Regions from separate parts of the Mus musculus genome. Here region 2 is linked to region 1. The links are chromatin contacts, found by Hi-C or POLR2A ChIA-PET in ENCODE. All regions are on one chromosome and are shown on one strand. The core of a region is the stretch at or near the end of the contact, and the rest is flanking DNA. Distances in the headings are between cores, read along the strand shown.

What was found. Hi-C counts contacts between places; a loop is a spot of excess contacts on that map. ChIA-PET counts read pairs that join two places held with the same protein, here RNA polymerase II (POLR2A).
Region 2: POLR2A ChIA-PET joins it to region 1 with 10 read pairs in embryonic stem cell. The contact joins two enhancer-like sites. A Hi-C loop is called at or near these places in 2 of 37 maps with a recorded cell type or tissue (gastrocnemius and heart). POLR2A ChIA-PET finds 5 or more read pairs at or near these places in 2 of 5 experiments (both embryonic stem cell).

Annotation. Positions count from the first base shown.
Region 1 is chr17:5,187,510-5,191,808 of GRCm38, reverse strand. The region is part of intron 4 of Arid1b (AT rich interactive domain 1B (SWI-like)); the gene reads right to left. Among named protein-coding and RNA genes, the nearest start is that of Gm34854, 35 kb to the left of the region's middle. Within about 2 kb of position 1,904, at least 2 of the 3 ENCODE cell types and tissues checked have a DNase peak (open chromatin) inside an H3K27ac peak, as active enhancers do; they include gastrocnemius, where a contact is called at or near this core.
Region 2 is chr17:5,293,943-5,298,241 of GRCm38, reverse strand. All of the region lies in intron 8 of Arid1b (AT rich interactive domain 1B (SWI-like)), which reads right to left. Among named protein-coding and RNA genes, the nearest start is that of Gm34854, 72 kb to the right of the region's middle. Within about 2 kb of position 2,390, at least 1 of the 3 ENCODE cell types and tissues checked has a DNase peak (open chromatin) inside an H3K27ac peak, as active enhancers do; it is gastrocnemius, where a contact is called at or near this core.

The DNA.
Region 1 (4,299 bases), core at 655-3,154:
CCCTAAAAAGAAGGGCTGGAGCCATGGCTACTTGGTAAAGAGGCGGCTGAACAAGCACAGGGGCCTGAGCTACAGGACACACCCATATTCAGATGCCAGGGAGATGGCTAGGCTTGTGCTCGAAGTATGGGGGGGGGGGCGGGGGGGGGGGCTTCAGAGACAAGAAAACCCCGGAGAAAACTGAGTTCATGCTTTGTGGGTCTCAAAAGCTAAGGTGCAAAGATACTGAAGAAGACACCAGTGTTTCCCATGTGCACCCACGATAGAAATGAAAACTATCCCCAACACACACACACACACACACACACACACCAACCTCTTCTAGTATGTTGGGTGTTACTGCATTCATGTAGTGAATGCAAGCCCAAACAGATCCACACGTGCATGATAAGCGATTTGCGTCTAGGTGGTTTTTTTTTAAGGATAAAGTGTAGTAGTATACCCCGGCATGCAATTCACCTCTCTTTACAAAATGTCCAAATCAACTGGATTTTATTTAGCTTAAACTTTGTCAAATGGCAGCAGTGAGCAGCAGTAATCAAGGTTAGCAATGTCCATACTATAACAATCTTTCCTAATAGAATATTAATTGTATACACATCATAAACATACTTGTGTTAAAATACCATGCACGTGCATAGTAAATATGAGGCATAAGCCCAAACAAAATGTATTCTGCAAAACACTTGTTGCTCAGAGTCTCTTTAATAACCTTTGTAACAAACTTTAAGTGTCAAATTTCCAAAATTAAGCTACTGGGTCAGGAAATATCCGTCATGTTAATGATTATCAATAATTCACTCTTCATAGTACCAACTGCATTGACTTTAAAAACCATTCAGGCTACAGATCACAGTGGAAATAATTTATCAACTAGAGGCTCTGGCTGATTAGTCCTCTAAGTCTGGTATATGTATGTCGACTAACTTCTTGTATGTGTCATGCAGGTTACTTGAAAGGTCTAAGGTTACACTGCTATACCATAGAAGGTGAGCAACAGAGAGCAGACAGTGGCCTTAGGTCTTCTAGACAGATTAGTCTTATTCTCCAGAAATGTCTTTCCCCCCAAATCCTCTTAGCATTTACTAACGTAGTAGAGGCTAGAAAGTTGTCTCAGTGGATAACAAACCCTGCTGCTTGTAGGTTCAACTCCCAGGTCATATGTAATCCCAGTTTCAAGAGATCTGATGATGCCCTCTTCTGGCCTCCATGGGTACCAGGAACAGCCGCTGTGCACAGACATGCAAGCAGGCAAAACACCCAGTAGCATAAAATAACTTTTTTTTTTTTTAATTTAAGAAGGTACAGACAGGAGATGAGACGCTACAAAAGCTTAGGCTTTTTCTGGGATTTAAAAATGCTATGAATTAGTTTTCCCATCAAGGAACCTTGCACTTGGTTCCAACTGGTACTGCACAAATGTAGTTAGGGTCTTTGCCTTTGGCCCTACCCTCCGCTCCAGCCACTCTTGCCCTCCATCTCGCCTGTCTTGGTGCACAGCTTAGGCCTAAGGCCCGCCCCCTGGCGCCCCACCCACTGCCTGCCCCACTGGCCCCACCCCATCACTCCACCCCACCCTACTTTCCAGCGGCCTTCTGGTCTCCCCATGGCCCAGCCTACGGGAGGGGGAAGGGGGGGTGTTGTTTGATCCTCCCAGACTCTGGGTTTTGGGAGTCTACAACTTTGTCTCTTTCTGCAAAGCAAGTTTCAACCGGCCCCGCTACAGTGGGGGAGGGCCCTTTCCTCAGGGGCGGACGGCTCCAGCAGGGATACAGGGCAGCCGCTCGGCCCTCGCCTCGGCACTCCTCTCCAGGGACAGGCAGAGGGCGCGGGAGGGTTTCGGAGAAACTGGGAGCACCGCCGGGAGCGCGGCTGCGTCAGCAGAAACTTTGGGAGTGAGCCCTCTGGGGTGGGGCCTGCACAGCCCCGACCGTGGCTCGATGGCCAGGCCTCCCACCGCGGTGCCTGCCGGGAGCTCCCCACCCGCGGCTGCGCAGTCGCTGCTTCCCCTCTTCCTCCCTGGAGGAGTGCCTAGTCACTCACTGGCCCGCGAGCTGTGGGACACACTGCGCTAGGAAAACAAAGAAACCCCACGCACACGTTTCCAGGATAGGGAACGTGAAAACAGACAGTGAGACTTAGGGTGCCCCGCAGGTTAGGCTTCTCAGGGCTGCCATTAGGCAGCCAGGCAAGCTGCAGGCCCAGGTATCCAACCCAAGGCCCTGCTGAGCGCTCCCTTATGCTTACCGGGTTGAATGGTCAAATTCTCTAAACAATCCCATTATGGTTATATATGTGTGTCACGTATAGCCACAAATCCCAAGTCATTACTTTTTGGAAGAAAATTAAGTAATCTGAGAGCTTAGCAAAAACAAAAGCACCAATTCACCATTACTATTTTTTGTCACAACCAAGTGCTATATATGAAACTTTTGGATAATGTTACAGATATTTAAAGAAATGAACACATGATTTTAAATGCTGTTACTGTTGTCATGTTGACGCAGCTCACCTAGGCTCTGCAATGTGGTACTTCTCATTCAGCCATATCTAGTCTGTATAGTACCAGCAGGGTCAAAGGCAAGCAGGCATGCTGACATACTATGAATTAAATCATTTGTACACTTGAAATGTTAGGATTTGTGTTACTAGAAAAGGTGATACTTAGTAAATTTACCTAAAATGGGCAATCATACAAATTGCTTTGGGCAAATTCTTCATCAGTGAATGTTCAAATTTTTCACCCCATTTGTTCTCCTACAGATGATTTTCACAGGAATATGCTTCAGTATTTTTCAACTTTATTTCAAATTTTTAAAATTTTGAGATTTTTTGATTAAAAGTTCACTTTTTTTTTCTGACATTATTTGCCCTCCTTCCAGCCCTCTAGCCTTTTCTTCCTTTTCAGTCCTCCAAATGGTACCAAGTTGTACTACCTGCACAGGCTATGAGGTTAAGGAATTTTCAGATGTTTCTGGGTTCAGTAAATTACTACCTTCCTTCATTTGTGGTTAGGACAGTAGTGAAATGAACGCAGGCTCCGTCGGGGTGCAAGGAACACATGGTCAGGTATTTTACAGTGCTACACATTGTGGTGCAGCCAAGAAGGCAGTCAACAGATAGGCAAACTCGGGTCTGCAGTCAGGCTGCAGAGGGAAACCAAACACAGAATCGTGGGTAGTGATGAATAGGCCTTTGGAGCTGGGCAAGGAAAGCACTCAGCATGCAGTGGGGATAGAACCTAGCAGAGCCCAGGCAAGAGGCAGCATGGAGGACCACGCCCCCTCACCCCTCTTCCCAGGTAGATGCAAAAGGCTACAGTTCAGAACTTCACATGCTCCTCGTCCTCCATGCCAAGGGAGAGGTACTTGGCAAAGCATGGGCCCTGGAGTAAGAGGGTGTGAGGTTATATTTAACTCCTTCAAATACTGACTTTGTGTCCCTAAGACAGTTTCTTAGCGTCTGTCCCTGCTATCTGCAGGTGGTTGACAGTCACTTCATGGCTGTGAGGTGACTTAAATGGAACTTCCTTAGTGCTATCTTTGAGCATGACAAGACCAGTCCCCAAAACCTGCTTTCAAACTCACCCCAGCCTAGTCCTTTTTCAGTGCCTTGCTGAGACTGCTCTCTCCTACATCCACACAACAGTAGAAACTGCAATAGGATCTCCCATCCACTCCTCGGGGTGCCTTATGGTATCCTTGGCAAATCCAGATTTCAATTTGTTGTTCCACATACAATGCCAGAGAATACCAAAGGATCTGGGTCTAAACTCCTTAGTTTAGGTAAAAGGGCCAGGGGGAGTCTGTTCCTAATCTGCCCTGTGGTTTCACTCCCCTAAACTCATTACTGGATGGTAATCACGCTCCCTAGTGACTTGTGCAATAAGGCAACTGAGGTCTTTCCGCCCCTTTATCCAATCAGGCCCCTTCACTCTCTGTAATCCTGCCCTTTGAAAGCTGCCAAGGCTCCCCTGATCCCCACTGTTAGAATGTGAACAGTGCTGGGCTGAAGCAGCAATTCCATTTCATGCATAACTATGTATGTATGCATATATGGTTATGTCACTTGCAGAACCTCCAGCAGTGCCCTGCAGAGGGCTCTATCTAGTGAGCACTGTGCAAATGAGGACATCTGGAAACCAGGAAGTCTCACACTCCAGCAATGCCTTGTAACCTCATACTGGTGAGAGGGAAGCTGAGGCCTAAAGATGACCCTCAGACACCACTCACCTGTAGCTACATTCTAGCAGCTCTAAAAGGAGAGTGCTCATCGTCATAAAAAGAGAAAGTTATAAAT
Region 2 (4,299 bases), core at 1,141-3,640, 110 kb before region 1:
GGAGAGCGGATGTGTGGTACACACCAGTACAGGCCCAAGGGTCTCTGCCGAAAAGCCAGACTAACATCTCTCTGTCTGGATCAGGTCCAGATCGTCCTCCACAGAGGAAGGCTGCTGGTCGCCTAGTCTTGCGAAGCTCAGTTCCTTCCAAACTTCAAATGCTTGTGTTGTTGGCCATAGAGTAGTGACCACCATGTGATTTCAAAGGTCATCCATTCCTCTGAGAGGTGAGAAGGATGAAAGAGGTGTCAGCTCATGGTCACAGCTCCCTGCTTGTAGGTCTATCTGCTCGCGTTCCGGCTTCTTAGTGGGACTGCCTTCTAGTCAAGCAGAGTGAGGCTTCTAACTGACTGATTCTAGCATTCATTTATTTTTAAAAACTAAGTCTGAGAGTCTCCTCCCCCTGATGCTTGTTGAGACCATGGTGACTCCTCCAGGGACAGCAGACAAAGTCCAGCATGTGGCCTGCACCCCACAGCTGCTTCTCCCTCCGTTTTAATGATGGCAGAAGCGGCCCCAGCATGGGCAACCACAGGGTGAAACAGACTGGAATCCAACCCATCTGTGCCAGTAAGGGCCTACTCCTGCCCTGCAACAAGGTCCCAAGCTGCCCAGGCTCCAGGCCCCGGGCCAGTGCACAGCCCAGATCCTCTTTAGCACAAGCCGCTGGAGCTCAGCCCTCTGCAGAGAGAATGGCCTTGCTCAGACACATAGCCAGGTTCATTTTCTAGTAGCAGAATAGCTTTTATAGGATAACGCGTATGCAAAGCAAGAGTTCACCCCTTCACCAAGTTTAGGGACAGCACTGCACGGAACAAGACAGACAGCCCTTGCATCTGCTATGCCTTGCCACTACTTCAATGACCTCTAGTGACCCCAGTAATATCAGCACCTTCCAGCATAAAATAAAGGGCAGAGACTAAACAGTGTCCAAAAACCTTCTTGCTCCAGATTCTGAGCCTGTAATTGAAGCTCTGCTCTTTTGGGAGCCAACACAATGAGAACAGACTGACGATCTCTCAGACAACAGCAGACCTGGGACATCATCTTAAGAAGCTGGCAACGTTTATACTGTGCTGGGGGTTGGGGACTGTCATTGAGGGATGGAGTTCCTTCCAACCATCCTGGCTTCACGAGACCCAGGAATTTGTCAGTCTTTTGTAAAGTCATGGCTCTTGCTTGGAAGACCTTCTAAGAAAGACACATCTAGGCAATTCTTAAGGACCCAGCTCCATGTACCAACTACTGTATTTGGCAAAGAGGCTAACTGTTTAGAACCACAAGTTCTTCCTAGAATGAAGGAATGAGGCAGGGCACATTGTAGGGCTGAGGAAAGCTCTCTCACATGACTGCACGTGCTGTCAAGGTTACAGATAATAGACTTGGTCACTGCAAACATCCTATAAGCTATGGAGGTGTCGAGGATTCACAGCAAAGCCTCTTCAGGAAGCAGGGGCCAAGGTCTTCCCAAGCTTCTGGCAGACTCTACTCGGATGATGCACTCTTGAGAATACCTTCACACGAACTATCGACACTTTAAAACAATGCACAGTGAGGCCCTTTCTGAGTACAACCACTCCTTGTACGTCATTAGCTTTGAATGCTTGGGTACCATCATGTGCTTAACATAACGGATCCATACCACTTTCTATTACTGATCTTCTCCTTCATCCAAAAGATCAACAACAGAAACAACCTATATATTTGTAGCTTATTTCGTGTTGCAAGTGGATTATACACTTACAAATCACCCTAAAATGATATCAATGAAACCCCTTTTCAAACAGCTAAACTGCTATTTTCTTCTGTATTTTACAATCAACTTGTGAATGTCCACATCATAACAGCCATACACAATCCTTCCTCTTTGTTAGCTACTTAGCTGAATTAGACACACACTTCCAACCTTCATCAATAATTTGTCCTTTTGTAATTCTTTTTCAGGTTCCAGGCTCTTTGGGAGTGATGAAGCGAACATTAAAACAAACGCTGGCGCCCCAAAGGCTAAGTGTTCACTCCCTCCCCTCAAAAGAAATGCATGCCCTAAACTGGTTTCACCTGACATCCATCCATGGGGGTGGATGACCAAACAAGCAGAGAGAGTAAGACGCTCTGAGCTCCAGCACGGACAGCTATGGTGCACTGGGCAGGGCTCTCGGCCACAGGAACAGAGCCGTGTAAACCCTGGGTTCCCACAGCCCAGCCTGCACTCTGCCAGCAGGCACAGGAGGCCAGTCTGCTGCAAAGTGGGACAGAGGGCGCCTGAAATAGGAACTATACTTGGGTTTCTTTCTTTTTCAGAAAGGATATACTGTAAACATGAACGGTAACTTCCCAGGCAGCAGGTGGACAGGCAGGGCACCGCGCGCATGCGCGGGGGCTTTGCCAGGTGCAGACAGTCACAGTTGCCCCAGCTTTGCTCCTCCTCTCAATTCTAATTAAGGAGGAGGTGCAGCCTTCTAGGCAGTGCTCCCGGAAGTTGCTGGCTGGAGCACAGTCGATCTTCTCAGGCTGGTTAGCTAACATTGATTTTCTGCCCCAGTGGAAGAGATTTTACTCTGATGCATGTCATTTAAATTCATTTTACACAGCTGCTTAATGTGGCTTGGCAAGGCGCAGCAAACCAGCTTTGTGGGTCTAAACAGCACTCCTGAGTTGGGAAAGGACAGAGCCTGTGGCTCAGCAGCTGATGGCACATGTTTTTCTGCTCCTCTAGACTCATGAACTGACCCTGAAGGAACCATGTTAAAGTGCAAGAGAGGAAAAGCCAGGTTCCCAGGAATGCGTCTGTCTGTCTCACTTCATAGTTCTTTTACTTGGAGGATCACGCTCTGAGGATTCTTTGTTGCTTCGCATGGAGGACCATGTTTACAGAATTAACGACTTTCCAGGACAAAATGACCCTCTGCTCTTGCTGTCTGCAACGTGATGGGAAAGAAGACTGTGAGAAAGCTCGGCGTCAGGCCAGCCAGGGCCGAGGGCAGAGCTGGGTTTACTGTTCACAGGGCTGGGGAATGGTCCACTGTCCCTTACTACCAAGAACGGGGAATTTGGCGTGGGAGGATCCAATGAACATATATACAAACAATATTGTTAATATTATTGTTTAGTAACCCACCTAGTAACACATGCAGTTTATTAACCATACAGTTTCACAGCAGGGTACAGCAGCACTTTTGCTGTCTGTAATACTGCACTGACACCAAGACTAAAACACCACTGTGTAGGCAGAAAACTCTTGATTATTTTGTTGGATTCCCCTAGTCAAACATTCCAGGCCTCATTGGCTCCAAGGCAGGCTCAGAGAACAGTGAGGTCTCTCCTCTGCCCTGGGCAGCCCAGGCAGCAAGCCCAACTGCTACCGTGTCCAGGCTCCTGGGCAGGGGCTTTCAGGGTGGCAGCCCAGTACAGGTTCCTCTACAGAACATCAACACCAGATGGGCTTAGAGCAGAGAGGACTTCCTTGCTTCTGTGCAGTTAACAGTTTCTACTTTTCTTCTCAGGCATGAAGGAGCAGTCAGGTGAAGGACAGACACAGTCAGGACCTGGATGGAGGTATGCAGGCTTCCATCCCACTGCCATGGGATGGATATACAACAGATAGGAAGATGACCCTGTGACGTGGGTCTGCTGAGAGCTCTTCCAATGACAGCTTCAACGTAAATGCCCAGGTCTCCCAACAGCAAGCCCTGGGCATGCTGCTACTGCCCAGTCCTGGTCAGGCTCATTACCACAGGAGCCTGGCAGTTGCAACAGTTGAGGTACTGGGAAGAAAACATGGGGTGTGTGCCAGCCTCAGCCTGGCTGGGGTAAGCAGTGACCTAACATATGGTGTCCTAAAGTAAACACAAGAACAGGTTCTGTGGATTTGTTCGGAAGCACAGGTCTGAGTCCCTGACCATGCACTACTCCACACACAGTTGAGAAGGTCCCAGACAGGGATAAAGGACACTGCATTGGACCATATGGCTACCTGGGGTGGAGCTCTGCAAAACTCAACAGAGGTGGAGGAAAGGGTCAAAGAGAGAAAAGTAAGATGCTCATATTTATTCTCAACCTATCAATTCAGTATAGTTTTAACTGGAGGTGAATGAAATCAACATAAGCAGCCGCACCTGAACGGAGGAGAATGTGAGGTTAAGGTGTGGATTGGTCTGCTGATTAAACACAGAGAACAAATGTATGGCTATGTATTAACCCGTGAATTTCTATTATAAACGGACTCAGGAAGCATGGCAAGACTTTCATCAGGTGGGGCCCAGCCTTGCTGGCTCAGGTCATTACCCACTCCGTGCCATC